Regions from separate parts of the Homo sapiens genome. Here region 1 is linked to region 2. Evidence: chromatin loops called from intact Hi-C (ENCODE). Cell type or tissue: lower leg skin. All regions are shown on one strand. Links, peaks and the distances in the headings refer to the core of each region. The heading gives the core; the rest is flanking DNA.

The links. Hi-C counts contacts between places; a loop is a spot of excess contacts. Peaks named below come from ENCODE experiments on the same cell type or tissue, not always from the same donor. Only the 100,000 strongest peaks of a DNase experiment are listed, where the experiment ranks them.
Region 1: a loop joins it to region 2, with 35 times the contacts of the local background. A loop is called at or near these places in 14 of 110 quality-filtered maps.

What each region holds. Positions count from the first base shown.
Region 1 is chr1:29,386,688-29,401,697 of GRCh38, forward strand. No RefSeq gene overlaps it. Among named protein-coding and RNA genes, the nearest start is that of LINC01756, 44 kb to the left of the region's middle. RefSeq lists a silencer at 7,776-7,976. In lower leg skin, for the core only: no CTCF peak of the experiment used is centred there; a DNase peak (open chromatin) is centred at 9,584.
Region 2 is chr1:30,401,062-30,416,071 of GRCh38, forward strand. No RefSeq gene overlaps it. Among named protein-coding and RNA genes, the nearest start is that of MATN1-AS1, 310 kb to the right of the region's middle. RefSeq lists enhancers at 11,223-11,724, 11,725-12,224. In lower leg skin, for the core only: no CTCF peak of the experiment used is centred there; a DNase peak (open chromatin) is centred at 7,330.

The DNA of each region.
Region 1 (15,010 bases), core at 8,292-10,791, 1.0 Mb before region 2:
CAGGCACACACCACCATGCCTGGCTAATTTTAAATTTTTTTGTAGAGATGGGGTCTCACTATGTTGCCCAGGCTAGTCTCAAACTCCTGGCCTCAAGCAATCCTCCCTCACTGGCCTCCCAAAGCACTGGGATTACAAGCATGAGCCATCATGCCCACCCTAAACTGTGTGATTTTTAAGTCCAGTGTAATTTTTAAGTTAACAACACCAAGGCAGAAGCTGCCAGACCCCTTGAAGTCTAGACTCAGACCTGGAATAATGTCACCTCTACCATACTCAGTTGGTCAAAGCAGTCACAGGCCACCTCACATGCAGCGGGAAGGGACCTAGTGCCCACTTCTTGACTGAAGGAATAGCAAAGAATTCCATCTTTAACTTACCATACTTTCAAAGCAGAGGATATACTATGTATGTACACCGAACATTTGAATAGACTATGGTAAGTGCTATAGACAAAGAAAGTCCAGAGAACTGTTCTGGAAGTCAGGACGAGGAAACAGAGGGAGAACTCTTACCCAGTGAGAATGCAGCAGGGCCAAAAGTAAGGTGGGAAATCAGAGCAGACTTCCTGTAGGAGCAGGCACTCAAGCTAGGTCTGCAAGTTTAGCTGGGACATGGAGATGTGGAGATAAGTGCAAGGATATTCTCAGCCTAGGAAACAGTCTGAGCAAAGGGTTGACAGAGGTAAACCTCCGCCAAGGATCCTGGGGCCATGGGGGAGCTTGGATTGTCTGGAGCACTGGTCACCCTTTGGAAAGGAAGTTACGGGAGCCATGGCTGCAAGGGCAGGTTGTGGTTGATGGAGGAAAGGGGAAGACCCTTGAATTCCACGCTAAGTCCTTTTAGTGAGAGACCCTGGCAGATGCTGGGGAAGAAAGTCTTGGAGCTGAGAAAGGTTGGGGTCAGTGGCTAGAAGTGTGCAAGAAGGATAAGAATGGGGAGGGAAATATCTCAGCAGGGGGTCTGGGGAGGAGCAGGAGGTCATTTCATTAAGCAAGGACAGAGACGAGATGGAAGCCTGAACTAGAGTGGGGGCTGCTGAAGTGTGGAGGAGTGGCAGAGAATAATAATACTAACAGCTATCATTGACTGAGAATTTCTACCACTCAGGCACTTTATACATGATCATATTTAAGTCTTACGGCCACTCTGTAAGGTAGGTACTATTGTTATCCACAATTTGCAGGCATATTGTTAAGGCTCAGAGAGGTAAAGAAACTTGTCCAAGATCACACAGTGAGTGGTAGAGTTGAGATTCCCAAGACTAAGTCTGCTCTTCTCCAGAGCCTATGCTTCTGATCTCTGTTCTGTTAGAGGAAAGAATTGGCTCAGTAATTGTTCCTATAGGACTGAAGGTGGGGAGAACAAGAGAGAAAAAGGTAGACCTGAGATGATATCATGATGTCTGCTCTGATTACCAGAGGGGCGGCTGGACACCTCAGAAGACTTGAGGACCCACAAGTGGTGACTTTGGGTGCGTGGTTTCCTGGGCTAGGGGTTGGGGGGAGTGTCTGGGGAGTTGGTTTGGATGGGTGGGTTCAAGGGGCATGTGGGCTATAGGTGGGTGTACAGGAGGGAGGAGGCTCCAGAAGGCATCTACAAAGGGAGAAGGCATGGCAATTGGAAGGAGTGGAATGGACTCTGAGGGCTGGCAGGGATCAGAGAGGGTGAGCAGCTTGCCCAAGGTCACACAGTGACTGAGGAGCAGACAGAGAAGGGCTCCTGACTCCATCCTGTGCCTTCTAAAGACACTAAAAGCACAGGCTTTGGACAGAGCTATGTCCAAATCCCAGTTCCATCACTGAGCCTTTGGGCCGGTTACTCCACGTATTAGAGCATTCTCATGGTACTATAAAGAACTGCCTGAGATTGGGTAATTTATAAAGGAAAGAGGTTTAATTGACTCACAGTTCCACAGGGCTGAGGAGGCCTCAGGAAACTTACGATCCTGGCAGAAGGGGTAGCAAACACGTCTTTTTCACATGGCGGCAGGAAGGAGAAGTGCCGAGCAAAGGGGAAAAGCTCCTTATAAAACCATCAGATCTTGTGAGAACTCACTCACTATCCTGAGAACAGCATCAGGGTAACAGCCCCCATGATTCAATTACCTCCCAGCGGGTCCCTCCCACGACACATGGGGATTATGGGAACTACAATTCAAGATGAGATTAGGGTGGGGACAGAGCGAGATCGTATCACTTCACTCTCTGAGTCTCAGTTTCCCATCTGTAAAATGGGGGGAAGTATTGCCTTCTTCATAGGAACGCAGTGAAAATTAAATGAGGTAATGTGAAGTGCTTAAACAGCCAGGCACTCTGTCAACAGTTGATAACGGTTGGCTGCTGTCGTCATTTGTGTCCATTACTTCACTGTCATAGTTCTGTGGCTAGAAATGTAGACTCTGGACCCATCGATCTGAATTCTAACATTGTCACTTACCAACTGTGTGACCTTGGGCAGGTTGCTGAAGCTCTCTGTGCCTCAGTTTTCTCACCTACAAAATGGGGATGATATTGATACCAACTTTTTAGAGTTGTTGGGAAGAGTAAATGCATTAACGTGTGAAACGTACTTAAATGACTGACACACAGTAGCTACCTGATATAATCTTCCTCACCATAATATTACCATCCACCTCCTCACCACCATCTTCGATCAGCGAGGGGTAGAGTCTCTTTCTTCCTGGTGACTCTTACCCACCCCCCCGTCTCCTCTGAATGACTATTGCACCCACCCCCACCCACTGCCGCCTGGCCTGGCCCTCAGAGCAAGCCATTGTTGATCTGTAAGGATGCACAGAGAAAATGTGGCCTGCTGGACCCTGAGCTGCTGTGCCAGGGAGGAGGGTGGAAGCCTTGAGGCCAGTTCCCTCAGAGGATCATCCCTCAGGGGTCATCCAGGTCATCAGGCTAGTCAGGGCTGAGGGGAAGAGCACTAGAGCTCCTACTGTGTGCCAGGCACCCCATATAAATTATTATGTTTATTCCTCATAGCCCTCCATACAGTAGATATTGTATTTCCATTTCACAGATGAGAAAACTGAGGCTCAGAGAGGTAAAGAACTTGCCCAGGCCCACAGCATGTCAGCAGCAGGGCTGGATCTGAGCACAGTATTGCCAGGCTTACTGTCTGGCATCGTTCCCAGCAGGCAGCATGTGCTAAATGGGTATCTAGGTCTCTGCAAAGCCACTGCTGGGCTCTGGGTCTCCAGGCTGTCTCCCAGACCCCTACCCATTACAGGAACCCCTTTAGGGGACTGGCAGACTCTGGATCGGATACCAGAGACTATGAGTGTTTCCTCTTATAGAAAATGACCTCTTGAAAGTGGGAATTATCAGGCTTCTCTGAGGACTCCTGGAAGATCCCAGTGGGGCTGAGACCCACCAAGATTGGGGTTGCAGGCTCAGGAGACCTGGGATCTCCTTCAGGCTCCCCTGCTCACAGTTTTGAGGCCTGCTGTCTCTGGGCCTCAGTTTCCTTCTCTGTACAATTAGGGAGCTTGGACCAGATGGTTATTATTTTAACAATAACAGTAGCAGCTGGGACTTACTGGGTCTTGCTGTAGGCTTGCCCAGCAATGAGAATTCTACATGTGTTATTATCACACTTCCTTCCAAGGCATGATCTATTACCCCATTTTATAGATGAGAAAACTGATCCCAGAAAGGTTAGGTGACTCGATCCCAAAATATAGCCCAAAGCTTGTACCCTTTGTTTCTACCAGTTCCTTCGCATCAGGAGAGGGAACCCTCTGTGGCCCCCAAACAGTGATCATCTCCTCTCCGTCCATATTCACAGTGCAAGCAGATCTGTTCTTGAGTGCAGATGTAACAGTGTGAGGGGGGAGAAGAACAGGGACGTTGAGTTGCCAAGAGCAAGGGGCAGCCAGTGCAGGAGGGGACTGGATAAGCATCCTCCACCTCTCATGCTGACTCCCTACCCCGCCCCTCCTCCAACCTGGCTGGCCTCTCCCTGACCCCCGTCTTGCAGGAATCTTAGCAAACGCCAAGCTCACCTTCTGTCCTGGGGCTTGCTCAGCTCAAAAGATCAAACAGTGGGAGATGGTGTCCTGGGCAGATCTGTCCTGGACAGTCAATCAGGGGGCAGCAGCCAGATGTGGAGCCTCCTTCCTGCTGAGGAACTGGGTCTCCTGGAGAGGAAGCAGAGGACTCAGTTCTCTCAGCCTTCCTTCTGGGACTGTCACCTCTGGTCATTCATCACTGTTATTTCTGCAGGGAGGGTGGGTGGCTGAGAGAGTGGGTTGTCGATGGGGCTGGTGGCTGGGTTCCAATTGGGACTCACTGTTTGCCACCCGTGGGGCCTCGGGCTAGTCACTGTGCACCTCTGACCTGCTCACCTGCAAAGTGGTGGCATCATGTCCCTGCCTTGTTGGGGCTGTGGGGAGACTCAGTGGGATAATAGCGGTGTAAATGGCTTTGCTCATCACCTGCACGTGACAAATGCCTGCTCATGGGATTACCAGCCGTCCAGTGCACCAAATGCCTTCCAACCTTGCATAGAGGAGAAGCATCCCAGGCTCCCCACGGAGACTCAGGGAAAGGAAGCCCGTCGCAGTGGTGACAGGGGCAAGCTCGGTGGGAAAGTAGGGGACCGTATCCCCGGGCCCTGTCTGCTGCTAGTCACTGGGGTGGGGCTTTCAGGGTCTCAGCTTTATCCTCAGCGCAGCTCTGTGACATGGATGTCACCAGCCCTGTCTTATAGATAAGGAATCAAAGGCTCAGGGAGGATCATATGGCAGGGAGGGATTCATTCATCACCCAAGGGCTCCTTCCACTGACGACATTCTCAGGGCTGCCCGGGAACCAAGAGGTGGAGATAAGTATCTGGTCTGCCATTGGTGGGGCACTTACAGTGCTGAATGCTCTGCTACACCCACCCCATGGTTACTGACCCCTCACAAGCAGCTGATGACAGGGGCTGTTATCACCCCATTTTACAGATGTGGACACTGAGGCTCAAGAGCTTACGTGGCATTCCTAGGGCATGGCTGCTCAGTGTCGGAACCAAGACTTGGACTCTGCATCTGACAGCAGAGTCCACCCTCCTATCCACCCCTCTAGGCCCCCAGCTACTGTCCCTCTGATCCCTGGAGTCCATGGCCTGGTGGGGGAGCAGCCAGTGAGTACTGTGGCAGGACTTAAACCTGGGTCTGTTTGACCCAGACCTGAGCCCTTAGCCCCAGTGATCCTGGTCTTTAGGAAGCGAGCCCTGGGCAGAGCTGAGCAGCCCCAGAGCCTGAGCCCAAGGCAAGGGCCTTTCCTTGAACTAGACTATCCAGTCACTACAGTCCAGCCTCCCTGACCACCACTCCAGTGGAGTCCTGAACATAGGCTAAGCTTGGGTTGGAGTCCTGTGTGAGCTAGGAAAAGTCTCCAAGCCCCGAAGAGAACGAATGACCTCCTCCCTACAGGATTGCTGTGGGAATGACAGGAGATGAAATGTGAGGGAGCATCCCTCAGCTCACCTGTCAGGTGGATTAATGAGCTGTGTCCTGTAGGACTGTAGTGAGGACCAGATTGGATGCTGCACATGGGGGAACCTGGCACAGGACCTGGAACTCCTACAGGGCTCAACATAGGTCCCTTTGTCCTCCTGCCTTGGCCTGGCCCCCCAGCTCTGGCCTAGACTCCCGAGTCCCTTGCAGGCTTTTCTCTACTTTGCTCCTGGCTCTGAGGTCCCTTGGGTCTCACATCTACCTCTGAACACCAAGGTCATGTAGGGCCCTGGCCTCCTGGGCTGTCCAGGATGCAGAGGAGATCCAGGTGGGGTACAGAGCTGCAGGGTCATGTGGGAAGGATGGCCTCCAGGGCCCTGCATAGTCTGATTTCACCCATCCTTCCACCCCATCCCCCTGCCCAGCTTCAGGCTGCTCCCTCCCGTTTTCAGTTCCCAGGATGTGGAGGAGTCTCTCTCCAACTTCAGACCCTAAGACATTCCTTGCTTCCTCTGCCCTTCATGCCTCCCTACCCCTGTGGCCTTCTCCGGGCTCCCCCAACTATTTGCACCCCCCATCATAGCACTTAAATATTTTGTGCGATTGTGGGTTTATTCGTGGTCTCCCCCACCCTGCTGGGGGCATTTTGCAGGTGGAGACTGTGGCTTGTTGACAGCTGTATGCACAGAAGGCAGCCCAGGGCCTGGCACTCAGTCAGATGAATGAATGAATGAATGAATGAATGAATGAATGAATGAATGGATGGGTGGGTGAATGGATGGAGGAATGAAAAAAACTGCGATGTTGCCTTCAAGTAAACGTTTCATGAATGAGTAAGTGACAAGCATCATTCTTTCAAATACTTAAAGAGCTGCCTTAGGGCAAAGGGAGAAAGGACAAAGTGATCCTGTGTAGCCCCGGGAATTGTATTTAGGACAGAATAAATGTCACAGAGGCAGATTTCAGCTGAAGGCTAAGGAAAGGCTTTCTAACAGGGCTCTCTCAATATGGTGGGTGACTTGCAGGGAGTAAGCTCTCCATCACAGGAGGTATGTAAGCAGAGGCCTGGCAGTGAGGTCTGGTGTCAGTGGCCTAAGAGGTATTTCAGTACTGCACTTGTCAGTCTGGAGTCCTGGCATCAGGGGGTTGTGTGGCCCACTTCTGGGATGATGTGGAACATTTGTTGAGTGTCCTTGTTCCCCTGGCCTTTGATGGGGACAGGACATAGAAGGAGAACATCTTATTGGGGTCTATAAAGGGCTGGAGGCACCTCATATCTCCATTTGCCTGGAAAGTGCCAGACATCTGGTCTCCCAAGACTGTGGACAGGGTAGGGCTGGGACAGAGGCTGTTGCAGGCTTTGGGGTGGGAGGAGAAGGAGGAAGGGGGTACAGAGTAGCCTAGAGGAAAGAGGCAGCTTGGGTGCAGGAGCTGAGCCTGTCCTGGGTCATAGAAGTGCTGGGTGCAGGTCCTGGCAACTCTGGCATCACACTGGCTCGTGCCTTTGGGCTCATCACTTCCCTTCCCTGAGTGTGAGCTCCACTGTCTGTCAAAGGAGAGGCAGACTCAGCGCTCCCCAGCAGTCAGGAGTACCTGTTGATGCTGTGTGTCCTTGGGCAGGTCACTTAATCTCTCTGAGCCTTTGCTTCCACATCTAGAAGTAGAGCTAACAGCAGCCACCCCCACAATCCACAGGGTCATTCTGGAAACCAAGACATATCTGTGATGGAATGTCCCTTTTTTCTTCTCCCTCCCCCCTCCCCACTTCCTTCCTCCCTTCCTCCCTCCCTCCCCTCCTCCCCTCCTTCTCCCTTCCTCCCTTCCTCCCTTCCTTCCTTAATCTTTGTTGTGCACCTACTATGTTCTTCGAAAAGCCTGAACTGAGGCTGGGCGCTGTTGCTCACGCCTATAATCCCGGCACTTTGGGAGGATGAGGAAGGTGGATCATCGAGGTCAGGAGTTCGAGACCAGCCTGGCCAATATGGTGAAACCCCATTTCTACTAAAAATTGTCTGGGCGTGGTGGTGTGCATCTGTAGTCCCAGCTACTCAGGAGGCTGAGACAGGAGAATCGCTTGAACCTGGGAGACAGAGGTTGCAGTGAGCTGAGATTGCACCACTGCACTCCAGCCTGGACGACAGAGCCAGACTCCATCTCAAAAAAAAAAAAAAAAAAAAAGCAAAAAGAAAAGCCTGAACTGTTATCCCCATCCATCGACTGTGTGTGTTTGTATATATTGAGATGACTCCACTTCACCTCCCTGTGCAGCACATCCCTCCTGCTCTGTGACCTGTGGGATGGGGATGGGGACTCCTGCTCTGAGTGCAGACACGGCCTCCTGGGAGCCATGTGCTTGGAGCTGTTCAGGGACCACAGGCCCAGCTCTCATTAAATTCTTCACTCCAGTCTGTACTGCAGGAGACCTCAGAAAAGGCAGGTTTCATGAATGAAACATCAAAATGTTTACCAAGCAGTAAACACCTGACAGCAGTCCTGGTTTCCTGGACGAGGTGACACAGGTGCCCGGTGGACCTGGTTCCTCTGGATGCTCCCTTGGGAACCTCTGGGCATAGCCTCATGGCTGGTGCCACCCCCCATCCCTGAGCATGGGGACCCGTGGGAACCCTGTATTGAGCACCCCTGTGCGGGGACTCACCGAGCGTGGGACAGGGCTGTGGTCACCCCAGGTACAGAGGAGCCACCGGGTCACAGGGGCCAAGCCACAGCCCAGGGCCCCAGCGAAAAGGCAGTGGGGCCAGGAGGGGATTGAGGCAGGCTGGTTTGGAGCCCACCACAGGCCTCAGCTCTGCTGGTGGATGAGGGTCAGGGAAGTTTGCAGGTGGACAGAGGCAGGAAGGCTAAATTGCCCTCTTAGGCTGGGCACCAAGCAGACCCTTGACACCCCTCATCTCTAGCCTCCCACCTTCCCTGTGAGATGGGCATCATGCTGTTTCCCAGCCAAGGAAACCAAGGTTCTGAGGTCACCCAAGGCCACATGGAAGTGGGAGAGGACAAGGACAGGCGGAAGGGTGGACAGGCCAGGCCAATCTCTTGTGTGTGTTTCTCTGTTGCTCTCTTTCTGTACCTACCCATTCTCTCTCTCCCTTTCTTTCTCTCTCTCTCTCTCTAACACACACACACACACACACACACACACACACACACCACACACACTCTTCCCCAGTGGCTTCTGGCCCCTCTCCTAGCACCTTCCCACTGCCTGGGTGCCCGGCCCTTCTCTGGGCAGAAACCCAGGGGCTGGCCGGGCTCCAGGTGTCTATTTTGCTCTGGCCCAGACACAGAAGCAGAGCAGGAGCCCCTGAGTGTGGGGAGCAGGGGCAGAGCCAGAACTCAGCGGGAGCGTCCTGGCCTGGACCTGAACCTGCGAGGAAGGTTTGGATTTTCAAAGCTAAGGCATGCTGCATGTTTTACTTTAAGTGTTTTCTTGTTCCTTCTCACTGGCTGGTGCCTCCCTCCCTCCCAGGTCACGAAAAGATGTTCCATCAAAAGCAAAGAGGTGATCGCACAGTTTTAAGTGTCAAAGTCAAAGCTCCATCAACGTGATCACATTGAATTCTCTGAGCCCGGTAAGGTCAGGTCATTGCTCCCATTTACAACCAAGAAAACCAAGGCCAAGGTGGGAAGTGAATTGCTGGAGGCCACAAGTTCATTCCATTACTAAGTCACCCAGACCTCTGCCCTGACCTCTAGCCCTTCCTCTTCCCCACTGTCCCATGACAGCTCTGAAATCAGCTCTGGTTTTTTTTTTTTTGGTCTTTAAGACAATAATAATCTGTGAAGTATGTTGGGAAGGTCCTAGGGGACCAGCCAGGCACAAATAAGGAAGCTGGTCCTTGCCAGTGGTCACTTCCTGAATGTGGTGGTGGCCAGTACTGGGGTGACTCTCTGAGGGGCAAGATGAGGTGTTGATATATGACTTCCTTGGGCTCAGCCAGAGCTGTCTCCAGCCTCCAGAAGGGTGACCAGACTCCAGAACTTTTTCTTACCCAGAAAGCCCCGGTGCTCCCTTCACTAAGAGCATTCAGGCTCCGTGACTTTCTTCTCAGGGTCATGGGGTCTTCAGGCTGCCCTGGGTCCAGCCCCACCCAATGCAGTTCTGCCTGCACACCCGGGGGTGAGCCCAACCCCCGCCTCTCCTTTCTGGGCAGTACTGGGGACTCCTGGAGGCCGGGCTGAGTGTGCTTCACTCTCTGTAGGGAAAGTATCCCTGGGAGGCTCTGGGGCCCTCAGGGAAGGGGCTGATGGGGGCCAGTCCTTGCCCTCCTATGGAGCCAGCATCCCTTTGAGCTTGCCTCTGGGGTCTTCTGGGACAAAGTCCAGGAAATTGGAGCTAATAAGGCCGGTCTTATGGGTCATGATCAGGATTCAAGAGTCAGAGTGTCTAGTCCTGTCCATGCTTGGCTATTATTAGTCCTCTGACCTTCTTTGTGCCTCAGTTTCTGCCTCTGTAAAATGGGGATAATCATTGCTTTCTGGTAGGCTTGTTGTGAGCAGTAAATGGATGAATTCGTGTGAATCCTGAAGGCAGTGCCCGGTGCCTCGATAGTCAGCGTTCAGTGAGTCGCAGTGTTGTTGTTATTGTTCTTATTTGGCACCACGTTTCCAGGCACAGTTTGCAGGATGACAGCTTGGGGAAGTAGCTAGAGCTTCTGATTTTCATGTTTAATGCATCTAAGTTTAGGGCTTGGAGCAGGAGAGGACATCGCCATCTGGAGGCAGAGACTCAGTTCTCTGCATCCAACTGAGATGCACTGAAATGCTTCCATTGGCAACTGGGGAGCAGGCATGAAGACAGGGCCAGATGGGACCCCCAGGGATAAGGAAATGAGGTGGAGGGACACAGACGGGCAGCAGCGGGGCAGCTGGCCAGAGAGGCTCCCTTCAGCCCCCACACCTTCCCTCCACTGAGTGAGTCAACCTGGGCAGGCCCCAGAAACTGGAACATTGAAAAGAACATTAGTGTCCAGCATGTCCCCCATTTTACAGATGAGGCCCCAAGAGTGGAAGATCCTTGCCCAAGGTTATACAGCAAATCATTGTCCAGGCTAGGCTGAGGCCCCAGGTTTCCTGACTCCCTGTCTAGTGCCCTTTCTCCTTAGAGAGTCAGGAGAGATGAAACTGAGAGGGGCAGGGCTGACCCCCAGGGCTCCTTAACCTAGGGGTCTCTGAGAGAGGCAGGGCTGACCTCTGGGGCTACTTAGAAGCCATCAACCCAGGGTTCTCTGGGTGGAGCTTGTGACCTGGACCTCATTATCAGGGTAGGTGAATGACTCCTGTCAGTCAGATGGGGATGCTGAGGCTGAGAGAGGGCCAGGCTGGCTCAGGTGGCTTGGCAGGTAAGCAACAGGCAGGGTCTTAGGTTAAGAGCTCTTATCTCTAAGCACAGCCAGCATCCCCGAGCTGATACCTTTCATTTAAAATCTCACCTAGAGCTTTGGAGACAAAGCCGATTTTATTACAGCTTTCATGTCTTGCACAAACCATGCCCACACGCCTGTCGTCTTGTAATTATTCTTGTACCTCTCTCTGTCTCTGGGGTCTCGAGGCTCCTCCAGGCTTGTGCAGCCTCTCCTCCCACTGCCAGGCTCCCAGGGCTAACCCTCAGTGTGGCATAAAGTGCTGCATTATTTATTTCCTAATAAAAAGACAGCTTGGGTGACCCGATGGGAGATTAAAATGGATTTACTATGAGATGATTGACCATAAAACTGCAGGTTAAATCAACATGAGACGAGGTGGGGGACAAGGAGATAGAAAGTAAAGGACAGGAGCTGCTGGTGACATTAGTCAAGGGGGTTCACATTCGCACAGGTGACCAGGATTACTGTTGCCTTCAAGCTTCCTTCCAGAGAAGGCTGTGGGGGTGGCCTGGAACGAATTCTCCCACTGTGTGGCTCCAGGTGCGTCCCTTATAGTCTCAGAACCTCAGCTTCCCTATTTACTGAATACAGAGACCGAAGTAGAGGCTTCTTGCTTGGTATGAGTGGAAAGAGCATGGTCTCTGACACCAGATAGGCTGGGGCCTGGGTTCCAGCGTGCTGGGTCCCGGGAGTGGCACTAGGCAGACAACTTCTCGAAAGTTCTCTTTTCTTTCCATGGAGATGGCAGTAATAATGGTGATGTTCGTGATAATGATGATGATTATTATTCTAGTAATAATAATAATAATAGTGATAGCATAGCTAACATTCATCAACGGCTTAACTACACTTTAATACACTTAGAAAAACATCACGTGTTCTTAGTCTTTCACATACATAGAATCATACAGCCCTCACAACCACCCTGTGGGTACTATTGTTATTTCCATCTTGCAGAGGAGGTGGATTTCCCCACAAGGTACGGTAGCACCCCAGAGAGCAGATTGCTGGCAAGCCTGTTTGGCACCACAGTGGGTTTCCTGCTTGCCAACCTCAGCTTGTGGAATCTCAGAAACTTCCTTACCATTCAGTGGCTACAGCCACACCCTCTCCAGTGAGGTCTGAATCATAGCACGGGAGTGGGAGTTCTTTCAAATTTGTTTATCCCTTGAGTACTCTGCCTCAACTCCACATATTGGCTATGTCTGCCTAGCATTCTCTTTACTCCTTAGTAATTAATGCCATCATTAGGCAATCATTCTTCTCTCTCTTTTTTTTTTAGAGGGGCGTCACATTCTGTTGCCAAGGCTGGAGTGTAGTGGTGCAATCATGGCTCACTGCAGCTTTGAACTCCTGGGCTAGGCAATTCTCCCACCTCAGCTTCCCGAGTAGCTGGGATTACAAGCTTGAGCCACTGCTCCCAGCTCTAGGCAATAATTCTTTATATCAGGCTTTTCCTGATAAAATTACTGTGTGATCCTGCCTTCTGACTAGATCCCAACTGACATAGAATTGGTACTAAGACTGGTGCTGGGATATAGACTAGCAACGATGGTATTTATAATTTTTAACTAAACTTTAAAATGATAAAAAACCATTCTTAGCTCATGAGCCATGCAAAAATAAACCGTGGGTTAGATTAGTTTGTCAACCCCTGGCTTGGAGATACAGTCTGATGTGGTTTGGATCTGTGTCCTCACCAAATCTCATGTCAAATTGTAATCGCCTGTGTTGGAGGTGGGGCCTGGTGGGAGGTGATTGGATCATGGGGTCAAAGTTTTCATGAATAGGCTAGCACCATCCCTTAGGTGCCGTTCTTGTGATAGTGAGGGAGTGAGTTATCATGAGATCTGGTTGTTTAAAAGTATGTATCACCTCCCTCCTCTCTCTTCCTTTTGCTCCAGCCATGCAAGATGTACCAGCTTCCCCTTTGCCTTCCACCATGATTGTAAGTTTCCTGAAGCCTCCCCAGAAGCTGATGCTGCCAGACTTCCTGTACAGCCTGCAAACTGGGTAATTTATAAAGAAAAGAAGTTTAATTGAATTAAAAAGTTAATTAACTTTTCCTTATAAATTACCAAGTCTCAGGTATTTCTTTATATAATTTTTTGTGAGAATTGGTACCAGGAGTGGGATATTGCTATAAGGATACCTGAAAATGTGGAAGCGGCTTTGGAACTGGGTAACAGACAGAGGTTCTAAGAATTTAGAGGGCTCAGAAGAAGATAGAAAGATGAGGGAAAATGTGGAACTTCCTAGAGACTTGTTAAATTGTTGTGACCAAAATGCTGATAGTGATATGGACAACAAAGTCCAGGCTTAAGAGGTCTCAGATGGAGATGATGAAATTACTGGGAACTGGAGTAAAGGTCACTTTTGCTATGCTTTAGCAACGAGCTTGGCTGTATTGTGCCCCTGCTCTAGGGATCTGTGGAACTTTGAACTTGAGAGTGGTTATTTAGGGTATCTGGTGGAAGAAATTTCCAAGCCATAAAACATTCAAGATGTGGCCTGGCTGCTTCTTTTATATATATATTTATTATACTTTCAGTTCTAGGCTACATGTGCACAATGTGCAGGTTTGTTACATATGTATATATGTGCCATGTTGGTGTGCTGCACCCACTAACTTGTCATTTAACATCAGGTATATCTCCTAATGCTATCCCTCCCCCCTCCCCCCACCCCACAACAGGCCCTGGTGTGTGATGTTCCCCTTCCTGTGTCCAAGTGTTCTCATTGTTCAATTCCCACCTATGAGTGAGAACATGCAGTGTTTGATTTTTTGTCCTTGTGATAGTTTGCTGAGAATGATGGTTTCCAGCTTCATCTATGTCCCTACAAGAGACATGAACTCATCCTTTTTCATGGCTGCATAGTATTCCATGGTGTATATGTGCCACATTTTCTTAATCCAGTCTATCATTGTTGGACATTTGGGTTGGTTCCAAGTCTTTGCTATTGTGATAGTGCTGCAGTAAACATACATGTGCATGTGTCTTTATAGCAGCATGATTTATAATCCTTTGGGTATATACCCAGTAATGGGATGGCTGGGTCAAATGATATTTCTAGTTCTAGATCCCTGAGGAATCACCACACTGTCTTCCACAATGGTTGAACTAGTTTACAGTCCCACCAACAGTGTAAAAGTGTTCCTATTTCTCCACATCCTCTCCAGCACCTGTTGTTTCCTGACTTTTTAATGATCGCCATTCTAACTGGTGTGAGATGATACCTCATTGTGGTTTTGACTTGCATTTCTCTGATGGCCAGTGATGATGAACATTTTTTCATGTGTCTGTTGGCTGCATAAATGTCTTCTTTTGAGAAGTGTCTGTTCATATCCTTTGCCCAATTTTTGATGGGGTTGTTTGTTTTTTTCTTGTAAATTTGTTTGAGTTCTTTGTAGATTCTGGATATTAGCCCTTTGTCAGATGAGTAGATTGCAAAAATTTTCTCCCATTCTGTAGGTTGCCTGTTCACTCTGATGGTAGTTTCTTTAGCTGTGCAGAAGCTCTTTAGTTTAATTAGATCCCATTTGTCAATTTTGGCTTTTGTTGCCATTGCTTTTGGTGTTTTAGACATGAAGTCCTTGCCCATGCCTATGTCCTGAATGGTATTGCCTAGGCTTTCTTCTAGGGTTTTTATGGTTTTAGATCTAACATTTAAGTCTTTAATCCATCTTGAATTAATTTTTGTATAAGGTGTAAGGAAGGGATCCACTTTCAGCTTTCTACATATGGCTAGCCAGTTTTCCCAGCACTGTTTATTAAATAGGGAATCCTTTCCCCATTTCTTGTTTTTGTCAGGTTTGTCAAAGATCAGATAGTTGTAGATGTGTGGTATTATTTCTGAGGGCTCTGTTCTGTTCCATTGGTCTATATCTCTGTTTTGGTACCAGTACCATGCTGTTTTGGTTACTGTAGCCTTGTAGTATAGTTTGAAGTCAGGTAGCGTGAAGTCAGGTATGTTCTTTTCGCTTAGGATTGACTTGGCAATGCGGGCTCTTTTTTGGTTCCATATGAACTTTAAAGTAGTTTTTTCCAATTCTGTGAAGAAAGTCATTGGTAGCTTGATGGGGATGGCATTGAATCTATAAATTACCTTGGGCAGTATGGTCATTTTCATGATATTGATTCTTCCTGTCCACGAGCATGGAATGTTCTTCCAT
Region 2 (15,010 bases), core at 5,809-8,308:
ATCAAGTCCAGCTCATTGTCAGGTCCCATGGCCAAGTGCAGTACTGGCACATTGTAGGGGTCTATTATTTTATATATATATTTAATCAATGAGGCCCTTAGAAATCATGGCCTCATTTTATGGTTAGGAAAAGTGAGTTTTACTGAAAATGTGTTGCTCTTTTGCAGTCTGATCTTGGAGTAGCCACCAGTGAGTTGGTTCAATCTGAGGTTCCCTGAGGCTTCTTTCAACCCTGAATTGCTTTGATGATCACCTGCCCAAGACACATGGCTGAGGATGGGCAGAGTCAGGAGAGAAATCTGAGTCTTCTGACCACAGACTGCCTGTTTGCCCTCCCACGCCAAGCAGCGCCTGGTCACTCACTGCCTTCACAGAGCTTATAATTTACCCAAGAATTGTGCACACACAGTGTGATAGCCAGGACTTTTAGACTGCAAGTGACAGAAACATGATGTAAGCCAGGTAAGAAATGCATTGTCTCTTATAACCAATCCTGGGAAGGGCTGTGTATTAGTCTGTCCTCACACTGCTGATAAAGACATACCTGAGACTGAGTAATTTACAAAGAAAAAGAGGTTTAATGGACTCACAGTTCCACATGGCTGGGGAGGCCTCACAATCATGGGGGAAGACAAAGGAGGAGAAAGGCGTGTCTTACATGGTGGCAGGCAAAAGGGCTTGTGCAGGGGAACTCCCATTTATAAAACCACCAGATCTCATGAGACTTAATCACTACCACAAGAACAGTATTGGGGAAACCATCACATGATTGAATTATCTCCACCTGGCCCTGCCCTTGACATGTGGGGATTATTACAATTCAAGGTGAGATTTGGGTGGGGACGTAGCCAAGCCATATCAGGCTGGAACACTGGGTCTCTCTCTCTCTCTCTGTCTCTCTCTCTGTCTCTCTCTCTCTCTCTCTCTCTTTCTCTCCCCCTCCTTCCCTCCATCCCTTCCTCCCTCCCTCAAGTTTGCTTGCTTCCTCCTTCAGAAACAAATTGCCTCCTTAGTGTCCACTGCCTCCTCCTCTACCACAAATGGCATCTTCCACAGCTCAAGCTGAGAGCCACAGGTCATGAGCCATGGGTCATACCTCAGGGTCCTCCTTCCTGGAGTCACATCAGAGAGGTGGGAGCTGCCCACCCTGGGTTCTGATGTGGAAGCTCCCAGGGAAGGTCTCTCATGACCCTGTCCTGGAAGGTGAATGGCAGCTACCGCTAGGATCACATAGATGGAGTTTGGGGGGTCAGGAGAGGGGTTGGCATTGCCTCAAACAAGAGGCTTTTCCCAGAACTGATGGACTGCCTGGACGGACAGAGCAATAGGCATCCTCTGTGTTGGGGGAGACAATTGAAGAGTGGCCCTTGGCGATGCAATCTGAATGTGTGATGCAGCCCATGGATTTGGAAGGAGGAGAGACATCTGGAGTCGTCCTCACTCCTTTGTTCCCTCCCAGGAGTCCCATTTAATTCATCCTGTGAATCTCTTTCTGCCTCTGCCCTGGCTGGCCCCTGTGTAAGGGCAGGATAAGGTCTCTCCATGAAGGGGACCACAGTCCAGAGGGCAAAAGACCTGTCAGTCAATGGTGGGACAAGGTGACCCACGGGTCATGAAGGTCCATTAGAGACCTGCAGAGTGTAGCAGGGGGAGAGGTGGGGTGCTCCGAGGAGCTGATGCTCTAGCGAATCCTGGGGATGCTGCCTGGAGGAGGAGGTTCTGAGGGGCACCCCTGAAGGAAGGGGAAATTTGTGAATCAGAGAGAAGCAAGAAAAGCAAAAACATTCTAGGGGTGAGTGTGGCTGTATGTGCACATATGATTGCATGCAGTGTGTGTGTGTGTGTGTGTGTGTGTGTGTGTGTGTGTGTGTGTGTGTTTCAGGAACTGGTACTGTTGACCTTGTGGAGACAGAAATGAGACTGGGTGATTTCCAGGGACCCATTAGGTTCTCATGACAATCCTGAGAGGGAGGCGCAACTAGATCCACCACTGTACAGATGAGGGAACCGAGGCCCAGAGAGGTGGGGCCATCTGCCCAAAGTCACACAGTGGCAGAGCAGGATCTCACCCAGGTCTATCCAGCTCTTTCCAGTCCCTACACTGCCCACCCTCACCCCAGCTGGTCCAGGGAAGTCTGGTGCCCGCTCTGCAGAGAGGCCTGGAGTAGGCAGCTACTGTATGGGGCTGGAGGCTCTGCAGATAGGGACCTCTCCCAGGGGCCTCAGTTGAACTGTCGTAAAGGGCCAAGGAAGATGACCTAAGGACCAGCTCCCAGCAGAGAAGCACAAGGCTGGAGTTAGTACAGCATGCCCGCATGTAAGCCCTGATCGCAGACTCTACCCTGGAGAGGTATAAGGCACCACTGATGATCAAGTCCCAAGGTCAGCAGGCAGCCTGTGGGGAATCCCCATGCAGTCACCATGGGCCATCAGTGCGGAGATGGGAGCGGGTGAATGGAGGAGCTGGAGTCTGTGCTGAGGTCTGGACGAGACAGGGCAACCGTAAGTCCCACTTGGCCTGAGACAGTCCCAGTTTCTGCCTGTAGCCTCAGTGTAGTTAACAGCAGTGTCGCCTTGCACTCTCAGATGTCCTGGTTTGGACAGTAATTATAGGGTCATCCTAAGGTGAGGATATTCTCTAAAGAAGAGGGGAACTAACACTGACTGCATTCCTACCAATGCCCAGGGGCCTTGACACAATTTCCCTCATTTAAGCCTCACAACAACCCTAAATCCTAGATGCCTCTTCCTGCACATCCAAGGTCAGAGGGCAGGGAATAGACATTCAAAGAAAGATCTGTGGCTTTGTCCAAGTCCACCTTTCAGGTGCTAACATGTGCAGCGGGATGAAAGAGAACTCTCCACAGTGCCTGGGGCCAGCTCCAGCAGGAGGAGCCGGCAGGAGAGAAATCTTTAGAGTGTTCTCTTTAGCTTACCAGCCAGATAGGGAAAGAATTTTATCATGTATGGGGAAAAAATAACAAGTCATAATCATAATCATCCACTTTCAACAGTGTTTTATAATACTAAAGGGTAGAAACTCAAAATAGATGGCCCTTTGTTCAGCCAGACAGAGGAAAGGCCTGGATCTGCAAGCTCAGGCCCTGAGCTTAGTGTGGAGAGACAGCAGCCCAAGGAAACAGGGGGATAAAATTGAGCAGCATCAAGAAACCACAGGGAGGAGAATCCGACAATCTGAAGCCCCAGGGAACTGCAGACTCTAGGGAGACCTCCGGCCACCCCACAGCACACAGGGCAGGGGCTCAGGCTGGTTTAAATGCTGTTAAAGGTAAGGAGTTTGGAGGACTTGGGGGCCCTCGCTGGTGACACTGGGGCCTGGGTGCCTGGTGAATCTGCAAGAGGGGGCTCAGCCTGCGATGTTAAGGTGGCAGGTGGGATTTTACTCCCAGCTCCTTCCCCACTCCCCCTGTCATGTGACCTTGCAGAGCACCGGGTGGAGCAAAACGCATTTCCCTGTCCCTCTGATGTTGGGTGCTGTGACGTGTCTCTTGCTGACCCATGGGACACAAGCAACAGCTCCCAGTTGTCCGCTGGGGCCTGAGGAGGCTTCCCCTGCTTCCCCATGTGCCCCCTTTACATTTTGGCTGGGAGAGATCATGAGAAGAACATGGAGCCGCTGGCTCAGAACAGGCCTAAGGAGCAGCCCCAGAACCCACGGAAGCCTGAAGCAGAGCCCCCCACCCTAGGCCATGGGCCATGGACTCATGAGACAGAAAGAGAAGCATTTGCTTCTAAAAGCCCCGAGACATTCAGCTTGTTACAGAGAACAAGTCAAAAAGAAAGATGAAAATCTAATACAGTCACCCAAGCAGATTTCAGCATGGAATCCTTTTTTGGGAAGCACCTGTCAGCATCTTTTAGAACGCAGCATCCCTCAGAGCCTGCTGCTCTGGGCAGCACAGATTATCCTCCTTCCCAGCCTGCAAAAAATAAAGGGACCACATTGGCAACAGGGGAGAGACCTCTGCCCACCCAGATGCTGCAGATCCTCATCTCTTGCTCCACCTCCCTAGTTACTCCAAGCACACATAGTGGGCACCCACATGCTCAGGTGTCATCCTCAGCCATCCTCTCTGCCCTCTTTGTGGACTGCCCACCCCAACAGGCCATCAGTAGGGCCTCCTGCCTCTGCCACCGGTGCTGGTGTCCTGGATCCTGCACCTCTGCTGAGGGCTGGGCATGGAATTTCTGCACTGTGCTCATCCTAAAACCCTAGAAGGCCCAGGCTATGCTGGATCCGTGGCCTGCTCTGGGGAGAATGTCCCACCTCTTGACCCTGGGTTATACCTGGCCCCCTAAGCAGCACTGCCTGAGTCCTGAGCCTCACACAGAGCCTCCTGAATATGGCAATGCTTCGGGCCTGCACACTTCTCCCCTGGAAACTGGAAACCCCGCCCTGAGGTAGGGGATGGAAGGAGCCTGGTGCATGCGTCCCCTTCCTCAGAATCATTTTTGTTTTTATCCCCAGGTGCCTGTTTTCTAAAATAAAGCCCTCTCTTCTCCTGTAACCCATTGCATTTAACTCACGCCAATAGACACTTATGGGAGGAATGACACCTTATGCTGCATACCACAAGAACCTAAGCCACCCTCCAAACCACAGGGGTCATTCTGGAAACCAAGGCATATCTGTGAACAGGCAGGGTGTTCAGCATCAGAGAGGGGAGCAGGGGCTTCTCCGTGAGCCAGGAGGCAGGAAGAGACCTGCCCGAAGCTCAGCAGGACAGGGCCAGGCACAGCCGGGTAGCTGCTGGAAACACAGACAGGACCCGCTACTGGCCCAGCTCCCGATATGGCAGACCACGATCTCATCCACTGCTCACAGCAGCCCCGTGAGGCAAGCATCATGACCCAAGGTGTACATGGGGAAACTGAGGTTCAGAGGTTTCTCTGTATGAGAAACAAAGGCTCAGAGAGGTTAGGCAGCCTGCCCAAGGACACACAGCATCAGCAGGTACTCCTGACTGGGGAGCACTGAGTTCACCTCTCCTTCGACAGACAGGGGAGCTTCCCCCCACTCCCTACCTGGAGCCCATAGACCTTTGATAATGCCAGGGCTGCCTCTGAGTCTCAACTCACCCCTTGATTTCTTGCACCCCACACTGTACACTAGGCTTCCTGTTTTACACCTATCATCTCATCTCATTTTTACAATGGCCCCATCTTATTAATTGTTCAGAGAGGTTTGGTGACTTGGCCAAGGTCCCACAAGAAGTGGAAAGTACAGGACTTGTGCTTTGATTTTTTTTCCCATTGCACCAGACAAGGTGACTCACCCCCCGCCCCCCTTGGGTTGGCAAGGTGTTCTTTCCAGAATAACTGCCAAGATCCCCCTCCCTGCCTGCCCCAAACCATGACCAACTCTCCTTTGGAACTGGCCATCCAATCAGAGGTTCCCAGGCTTCCCTGTTTATATCAGCAGTAAATATGAGGCTGGGGAGAGAGAAAAGCCAGCCCACCATGGAGAGAGGGAGCAAACACAAGAGGGATGGGGTAAGAGAGGCCAGCTGCAGAGAGAGAAGAGTGGAGAGAGGAGAGAGTCACACAGAGAGGGGGGAACAAAACCAAGGAGAACAAGACACCAAGAGGATAACAGAGGCAGCAAAATACATTAAAAAAAACACAAAACACATACACGTGTGTGCACACGAACACACATGGACGAGAAAGAGAACCTTTGGGAAAGGCTCTAAAAATGAGTGTGATGGAGGCACCCACCCAGGGAGTGAGAAACACACACACACACACACACACACACACACACACACACCACGCAGAGCCCCGACGCAAACCCTGACAGAGATGGAGGGAGACAGATACAATTCAGACAGACGGTGGGGAAAAATGGAGTGTAGAGCAGAGAGGGAAAAAAGACACAGATAGCAAGACAGAAAAAAGATAGGGAGAGATTAATATACACACAAATTGCGATGGGGAGAGGAAGCAGAGAAGCCATAGACGCTGGAGCATCAGGGCTGGGAGCTCGCACCTTCCCCTCCCCACCTCCCGCTCCGCTTCATCACCAACTGCCTCTGCTCACAGCAGCCTGAAATGTAAGCCCTGAGTGGAGAAGTTAATTCTCCCAAGTCCAGCCGCCAAGACGCACTCTGCATTCCACCCGCGTGCCCTTAGTGACACAGAGGCGGAGGGGGATCCATCTGCACCTAGCACAGGTTACTTCTCTTTTCTTAGCTTTGAACCAGATGCACTGATGGAAGGAGAGAGACCTGCCCAGCATTTGATCATCAAGCCTACGCCCAGAGCCACTTAGGCAGCTAATCGCTGAGCCATGAGCGGCCGGAGGTGGGCACAACCCAAAGCCTCTCAAGCACCCCCAGGGTGCCCACCAGGGACAAGATGCAGCCTCTGCACTAGGGACCCCCACATGGGGGGGCGACAGTCCTGGGTCCACATGACCCTTACTTGCTCCTGCCTCTGGTGAGTCTCCTGTCCTGACACCTCTAAGCCTCCACATCCATCTCTATGAAATGGGATCGTATTCCTGCAGCCGGGTCAGCTGAGTTGGAGGAGAGTTGCTGACTCCTCTTCAGTGGTGAAAGGAAATGAAGAAAAGAAATTTGTCTCATCCTGGGGAAGGCCCCAAACCTCATCCCCAGGAGGTCTGCCTGCCTGGCATTTTACAAGGCAGTGGGCCTCTTGGAGGCAGGGAGCCGAGATCAAAAGTACATCAGACATTGCACCAGACAAGGTGACTTGCCCCCCACCCCCCTTGGATTGGCAAGGTGTTCTTTCCAGAATAACTGCCAAGATCCCCCTCCCCAGTTCTCTCTTTGCCACTATTGTGGCTCTGGAGAAAAGATTAGAAAGGCAGTGCTAATTTAATTTGCCAGAATGAATAAAGATAAGACAGTGACTCAGGGTGATGAAGTGCTGGGAGCCCATAATTCACATGCCTGATAGCCCACGTTGGAGCTGATTCAGCCAGGACAGCCTCGGTTTACTGTCTCTGTCGCTGAGGAAGGCTGGCTTCCCCGCCTAGGCAGTGGGTGTGAGAGGCTTATAAATGGGCAAATGAGTTTAAGGGGAGGAAGGAGCGGAGATCTGTGGGTCCTTCTAGTGCCCATGGCTGCCACCAGGATGTGGGGAGGGAGCACTCAGATCATTCATTCATGATCACGCAGCACTCATTCACTCATTCATGATCATTTTACCAAGCAGCCCCCTGGGCCTGGAGTGGGGCATAAGTGGAGGGTGTTTTGGGATCCATCATTAAATCCAAAGGCCATCTGGCCAGGCTGCATCAGGGATACCTGGGCACCGGGATTACCTGTGTCCACGAGGGCACATGCATCACTGCACATGGGAATTTGTGTCATCAGTGAAACAGGAGTGCATTCTCAATGCCCATGGGCAGGGCTTGTTGGTGTGGGGACACCTAGATATACACAGGGCTCGCTCATCAGCATATGCAGGGCTCTGACATGCTCTGCTGCTTACTAGCTGTGTGAACTGGGGGGAGCTTTTTTTTTTTTTTTTGAGACAGAGTCTTGCTCTGTCGCTCAGGCTGGAGTGCAGTGGCACAATCTCGGCTCACTGCAAGCTCCGCCTCCCGGGTTCACGCCATTCTCCTGCCTCAGCCTCCCGAGTAGCTGGGACTACAGGCGCCCACCACCATGCCCGGCTAATTTTTTGTATTTTTAGTAGAGACGGGGTTTCACAGTGTTAGCCAGGATGGTCTCAATCTCCTGACCTCGTGATCCGCCCACCTCGGCCTCCCAAAGTGTTGAGATTACAGGCGTGAGCCACCACACCCGACCACTGGGGGGAGCTTATTACTTCTCTAAGCCTCAATGTCTGTAGAGTAAGGATAGTCATAGCACCCACTTTACAGAGTTCTGGTGAGGACTAAGAGAGTGCCTGAAAGAACCCAGCTCGGCATCCGGCCCACAGGAAGGGCTCCATGATCATGAGTTATGACCCATGTTATTTCATGATGATCATGTGAATTCTTCTTCCTGGGTGCGCGTGGAAGGTGGGCCCACTGGGCTGGTTCATGCACTTCATGGAGAGTTGCTCTTATGGCCACAGGGGAGACCTTCCTGTCACGTCCCAGGTGCTCTTTCTTCCTCCTTTGTGGCTGAGACAATGAGGGCTTGGTGCCTGGCTGGGAGGGAAGGAAAGAAGGTGGAGAGCCAGCCTCTCCTTCAGGGCCAGGAAATTTGGACTTTATGGAAAGCTGGCAGTCTGCTTTGATGGAACTGAAGGCAATTTGCAGCAACACAAAAGGGTGCATTAGAGAGGGAGGGCTGGGAGCCCCAGAAATGAGAGGCTGGAGGCTGGAAAAGAAGGGGATGAAAATGGCCCAGAGAACAGCAATTTAAATGCAACCAAAGCATGAATACTTCTGCCAGGGACCGGGGTTTCCATTCACATGGAATGAAGGACCCACGATGCAGGTGCCTTGTCTGGCTGATGGAGCAGGGGAAGGAAATCCCCACAGGGGCCAAGCCTCGGTGGGCTGGGTTTTCATTTCTTTTGTTGTGTAGTCTAAAGTAGGAACCACTGGACCTTCTTGTAATGCCTTGTGCTTGGAGCTGGGGTGCAGATTGGTGTGAAGACTCTTGGGGTTGAGGATGGAGTGGAGAGGGCAGATCTGAGTCACAGTCAATGACAGGAGGGCTCTAGTGGGAAGGAGGGAGAGGGCAGAGCTGAGTCACAGTCAATGACAGGAGGTCTCTAGTGGGAAGGAGGGGGGATTGGCAGCTCCAAAGCATGGTAGCCTGGACCTCAGGCCTCTCTCGGGCTCTCTTGTGAGCTCCCTGAACTTCCAGCGGCCCAGGCCGTCCTGGATTACAGAAATGTAGTGGAACCCCTCATCCAGGGCTCAGGTGCTCCCAGAGAATTGAGGCTAGGAATGGCCCTTGAGTTAACCCACCATATAACCTTATAGTCAGAGAGGTCTGGGGCAGCAAGGGAAGAGGGGCTGGGGGAGTTACTGTCCAAGATCACACAGTAAGTCAAGGCCTAAGCTGGACACAACCCCAGGCAGCCCACAAAGAATAAATAACTCTTTCTCTCCCATCACCTCTGTCCCCTGACCAGGGCATCATGCCTCTGGACAACATGGTACCCCAGGTCCAACTCTTAAGCTGTGTGTGGCCACTGCAGTGGAGTGCGCTGTCTCTGGGAGCACCTGTTAAAGCTCACACTGCCTGGAAGGAGTGAACCAGCCTCTCTCCCATCAGCCCAGCAGCAGGGACTCCTCTCAGACCAGGCAGAGATGCTGCAGTAATGGTGGGTGAGCCCAGCAAGGGGCCTGGAAGCAGAGCAAGCCCAGGAGGGGGCTGGACAGCAGCACCAGGGTGAGGGGTGGGTGGGAGCCTGAGTGCTGGCAGGCACAGGAAGGAGAGAGGGGCAGGGTGCTCGGGAAATGCTGTGTCCCAGGGGCCACTCTGCAGGGAAGAGCCCCTGGGTGTCGCGTGAGTGGAGGGAATTGGACCCTCCTCCAAGCACAGGATTCCATGGCCCTGGGCGGCCAGTGACCTCACTGCTCTGAGCCAGGGGTGGGGATAAGAATGCCCCCTCCCAGGACTGCAGTAGGGAGTGAGATAACCTTTACCAGGTAACATGCTCAGCCCAGCGCCTGATAGACGGGCTCCCTCCCCAGTCCCCAGTCAGGACACCCCAGGGGTCAGGACTGTGGGCTCCACAGTCCCACATCTGGGATTGGTGTCCCGCTTCACTGCCTGCTGGATGTGTGACCCCGGGCAGGTTCCTCCCCCTCCCTTAGCCTCAATTTCCTCTTTCATGAAATGATGCATTGCCCTCCAACTCTTGGTTATTCTTTGTGAAGTGTCTAACACCGGCACAGAAGACTCACCTGATCAAAGGCAGCAGGCATCACCCTGAGCTGGGGGTCTAGAGTGACCTTTTAGACAGTGAAGTCTGGACCCATGGAGGGGTTATCATTTCCACAGCTCTCATTCGCTCTGCCTGTCCCTTCCAGAATCCCAAATGTTTCAGCCATTTTCTGTGGCTGAAACAGAACATTGTAGGCTGAGTAATTTATCCACAATAGAGGTTTATTCGGTTCATGGTTCTGGAGGCTGGGGAGTCCAAGACTGAGGGGCTGCACTAGGTGAGGGCCTTTTTGCTGTGTCATAATGTGGCATAGGGCATCACATGGTGAGAGAGTGCGTGAGAGAGGGTAAGAAGGGGCTTACTTTGTTTTTATAGTAGACCCACTCCCACCATAATGACATGAATTCATTTCACATTCATCCATTAATCACTGAAAGATCACACATCTCCACACTGTTGCATGAGGGATTACGTTTCCAACACAAGGAACTTTGGGAAACACACTCAAGCCATAGCACGGTCCTCCGCTGTCCCTCTCCCGCCCTCACCATCTCGGGTCTCTCTGTCGGGCTTTGACAGAGCAGGTCTGGCCTGAACTCAGTCTGCAGAAGTAGATTCTCCATGTGCATGAAAATTGCCCATTTACTTTGAGAATCCCATAGAAATCGTTCTCCTCCTCCGCCTGCTCTTCTCCTCCACCCGTTAACGATGGGACACTGGCATGCTAGCATTCTTCCTTTCTGCCTTTATGAGCAAATATGTGATAAGAGGCTCATCGCTGACTCTTTGACAAAATGCAGCATTTTCTTTTAAGCTACATTATGTTAAGAGCAGAATTTCCTCTCTACTAGCTGATAACCTTTTCTGTTTCTTTTCTTTTAAATGAGAGCATCTCTTGTTCATTCTTGTGGAAGATCTGTTAAGGGAGATAAATTGAGAAAAGTCGTGAACTCCTGAAAAGATACAGCTTTTTAAAAAGAATTCATTTGCAGCATGAAATCTACCGAGTGAGTGTGTAAACCATGGAGTCATTACAATGTGGTGGAATTGCTTTGCTTTGAATTGAGTTGTGGCTCTGTCTGTAAGTACCTGCTCCTTTCACTGTTTCAAGCTGGGATACTCAGAGAAGCGTGCAGACCTGGCTGGGTCTGTCAGCCCTGCCTTGGCCCCGTGTGGTAATCAGGTAAACTCCCACCTGTGCCCTCTCACCTGGACGGTGGAGGAGTCTGAGGGAGGCCTCAATTCTGAATGCTCCCTGAATTCCCCATCTGCTTGAGCCCAGACCCTACTCTGGTCAACTCTGTCCCTTAGTAAAGTAACCAACCATTTCCAGTTGGCAGGGACCGAGTGCATTCTTGGTATGAGGCACTTCCAGCGCTGAAACCAGAGAAGTCCCAGGCCACGAGGATGACTTGGTCACCCTGTTCTTTGTGGCTCCTTACATTACTACCAGTGAGCCAAGACCTGTGAGGAGAGGCAGGCGAGGCCTCCATGCCCTGCCCTGAGGGACCAGCCGTGGTGCTGGTGTTCGCTGATGTGCACAGAAGAGCAGGGCTCCTTAGGGAGGCGTGGCTGGAGAAGGTGACAGAGCCTCACAGCTGGGTTCATGGGGTTCTGTCCTCTTTCTGCACTGTCTCATTTACTCCTCACAGTCAGTGTCAGGTGACAACACTGAGGCTCAGCTCGGAGGCATCACAGTGACTCATACCAGTCATCACAGTGCAGTGGCATTGTTTTGCTTTGAATGGAACTGTAGCTCTGTCTCCAAGCACCGCTTCTGCTTGTGCACCCCATCTCTGTCTCCCAGACCAGGGCACCTCCAGAGCTCAGCGGAACTGCAGGAGCCCATGCCACGTGCAGGAGTGGAGGCAGAAGCTGGCAGGGGCTGGGTGAGTGGGGCAAGGTCCTAGTCACTTCACTCAGACCTCTAGTGTCCAGCACAGACCTTGGCACAGACATGGGTGCCTTGCAGTGTGCCCTGGTGAAGGGGCCTAGGTGGGGAAGGGGAGGCCCCTCCTCCTTGGCCAGTCTCTCTAGGTCCCAGACTCCCTCACTGCCTCCAACCACACAGAGGCTTCAGCTCCCCACCTGGGCCTGCTTGGGGTTTGACAAGCACCAAAAGTTCCACTTCAAAATTCATAGAATCACAGCATCCAAGGCAGAGGGGCCTTTATCTTGGCTCTGACCGCGAGCCTGCTGTGGCAGGGCCCGGTTTGTGGGCGTGCATGTCTGCAGCCAGCCCTGTGTGCTACCCCAGGAGAATTTTATCTCAGCCCACCTCGCTTCTTCCCTTCTCCTGCCCTCAAAGGGGAACATTATCTTTGTGAGATGGCTCCAAAGTCGTGGGGACTGCGGAATCAGGAGAGGCGAGAGTGGAGAGGATCTGGAAAGATAAACTAATCTGTATAATGAAGAAGATTGGGGAGGGAGCAGGAGAAGCTGGCGAAGAGGGGAGGAGGCAGAGGAAAGAGCCAGCAAGCTCCTCATCAGGGAATAGTTTGCAGATGTGGCTTCGTGAAGGGCTCTGCAGCTTTCCCTTCTGAGAAGTGGGGACTTCAGGAAATGCTACAGGGGCTATAAGCCAGATATTAAGGGCTATAAACCCTTAATTTTCCTTGAAAGAGGGAAATAAAAGCAGAAATTCCTCTCCAGGTTATTTTTGGCTGCTGGACTGTTTCTTCCCATTGTCTACCATGTTGAGACGGAGCCTCCTGAGGCCCCAGTGGCAACCGGGTTGTCCTGTTCTGTGTGGCTTCAAAAGGGCTGGGGTAGGTTCACACATGACCGCATGCCAGAAATATCGTGGGCACCCAAGTAACACATAAGCAACGGTCCTCGGGGACGATCAGTTTCACACTGATTGAGCACCTTAGTGAGGGTCAGGCAACCGTCGGGTCAGTGGGCATCACCACCCTCATCCCACAGATGAGGAGACAGACTCAGAGATGGGAGGAGACTGGCCCCAGGCCACGCAGCCAGGCAGTGTGAGGCCAGGTGCAAACCCTGTCCGCCTGGCTTCACCTCCACACTCTTTCCACTCCTGCAGAGACCCCCTCACTGCCTCCAACCACATAGAGCCTTCAGCTCCCTACACGGGCCTGCTTGGGGTTTGACAAGCACTATGCGTTCCACTTCAAAATTCATAGAATCACAGCTTCCAAGGCAGAGGGGCCTTTATCTTGGCTCTGACCGCGAGCCTGCTGTGGCAGGGCCCGGTTTGTGGGCGTGCATGTCTGCAGCCAGCCCTGTGTGCTACCCCAGGAGAATTTTATCTCTGTCCTCTGTGTGGTTGGAGCATAGGAGGCAGAGGCGACATGTGGCTGCGGGACCTGGGCAGGGGTCAGGGAAAGGTCTGTTGTGAGCAGGACTTTCCATATACGTGGTGTTTCAACAGACAGCAGTGTGGGGACATGGGTTGTAGGTCGTCCTACGGGCATTCCAGATGGAGGGAAGGGCATTCCAAATGGAGGAGGCAGCAGGAAGAACAGCCAGGAAGTGGGGCCCAGGACACCTTTGGGAAGCAGAGAGGAGTGGCCTTTGGTAGGATCATCAAGGGAAGATGTGGCTGGAAGTGCAGGGAGTGACTCCATCAGAAAGCAGGAAGCCTCTCCAAGGGCGTGGCTTTGCACAGCTCCCCAAGTCAACAGGAGTCCAGTTATGGAACTCATTTGCATATTAAGACTCAGGTCGGTTTTGTGTCCCCCACCTCAGCCCTGCAAGCCCAAGTTCAATAGCTGTTGGCTCCTATCTTGTTCAGGCCCCGTTCTGTCTTCTAAGCTCCGCATCTGCCTGTCCAGGGACCTCAGCCCAAATCTCCCACCTCATAGCCTGGAGCCAACCCTGCAGCCTCCACAGAGACTCTACAGGCTGGGACCTGGGAGGCCACACATCCAGTCATGAACGGCTGGGTCTGCTCTAGGTCTTGTGATGGCCAATATTGTGGGAGAAGGGCTGATGAGGCTGGGGGTATGGAGTGTCTTAGAGAGAGTCAAGACTCAGGGAGGGTCATGGGCCTGCCCCAGTCATACAGGAGTCAGTGATGGAGTCTCTGGGCTGGAAGCCCGCTGCCCTGGACCCCTGGCCGACCTCTCTGACCTCAGGTCTTTCTCTGCATCCTGAGCCAGCTCGACTTACATCAAGATGATCCCTTTTCCTTCTTCTCCAGCAATTCCTCATTCACCTTCCACCTCAGTGGCTAAGATCATTTCTCAAAGTCCAGCCAAAGGAGCAATAATTACTGGATATGACTTAAGTAATGAAACAATCGCTGCTGAGCCATCTGGGTACTGGAGAGCTGGGAGCAGCAGGCATGGCTGCAGACATGTGTGTCCACCTTGCTGCCTTGCCCCGGATGAGAGCTCAGAGGGGCTGGCTTGGGGCTCTGGGCCCAGGCAGCCCTACCATGACTCTGCTCTTCCCCAGCTGAGTGAGCTTGGGCCTCTCTTCACCTCTGAGAGCCTCTGCGGAGTAAAGTGGAGCCCACTGTGCACCCCACAGGGGCAGTAGTGAGGCCTGAAGAGACCATGCAGCTCCAGCTCCCCGTGAGAACCAGCATCCTCCCGGGGGCTCTGGGTTACCCTGGGCTGCAGTTAGCCAGGTGCTGGTGTGTGGTCATGAGGCTGCCTCAGCAGACAAGGCTGGAGTCCCCTCAATAACACCTAAGACCCTTCGCCAAGGGTGATGTCATCTGATTTGTAATTACGAAAGACTCCCTGTAAGCTCAACCTTTCCCAACAGCCAGCCCTGACCAAGGGGATCAGGGTGGAATCAGGGCTGGAGGAGGCTCAGCCTCTACTGGATGAGGTGGGGGTTGGGCCTGGATTCAAAACTGCAGCTCTGAGGTCAGAAGCATGGAGTGTTAGGGTCCCAGCTCCCTCCTTCCTTGCTGGCTGGCCTTGGGTGAGCTCCTGGACCTCCCAGCCTCAGCTCCCTCCTCAGGGAGACTTTCTGCTTCACAGAGCTTGGTCAGGTGACGTATCCTCCCTGGAACTCAGTTGCCTCATCTCTAAAATGGGCTTTGCACCTTCCTGCCCTGTGGGGTGGGAGGACTGGATGAGATGGTGTGGGTGAGGGGTTGTGCCATGCCTGACACCCTCTATTTGATCCTCACTCAGTGGTATCTGTGGTGACAGGATCTGGGACTTCCCTCAGCCTAGCAGAGGGTTCA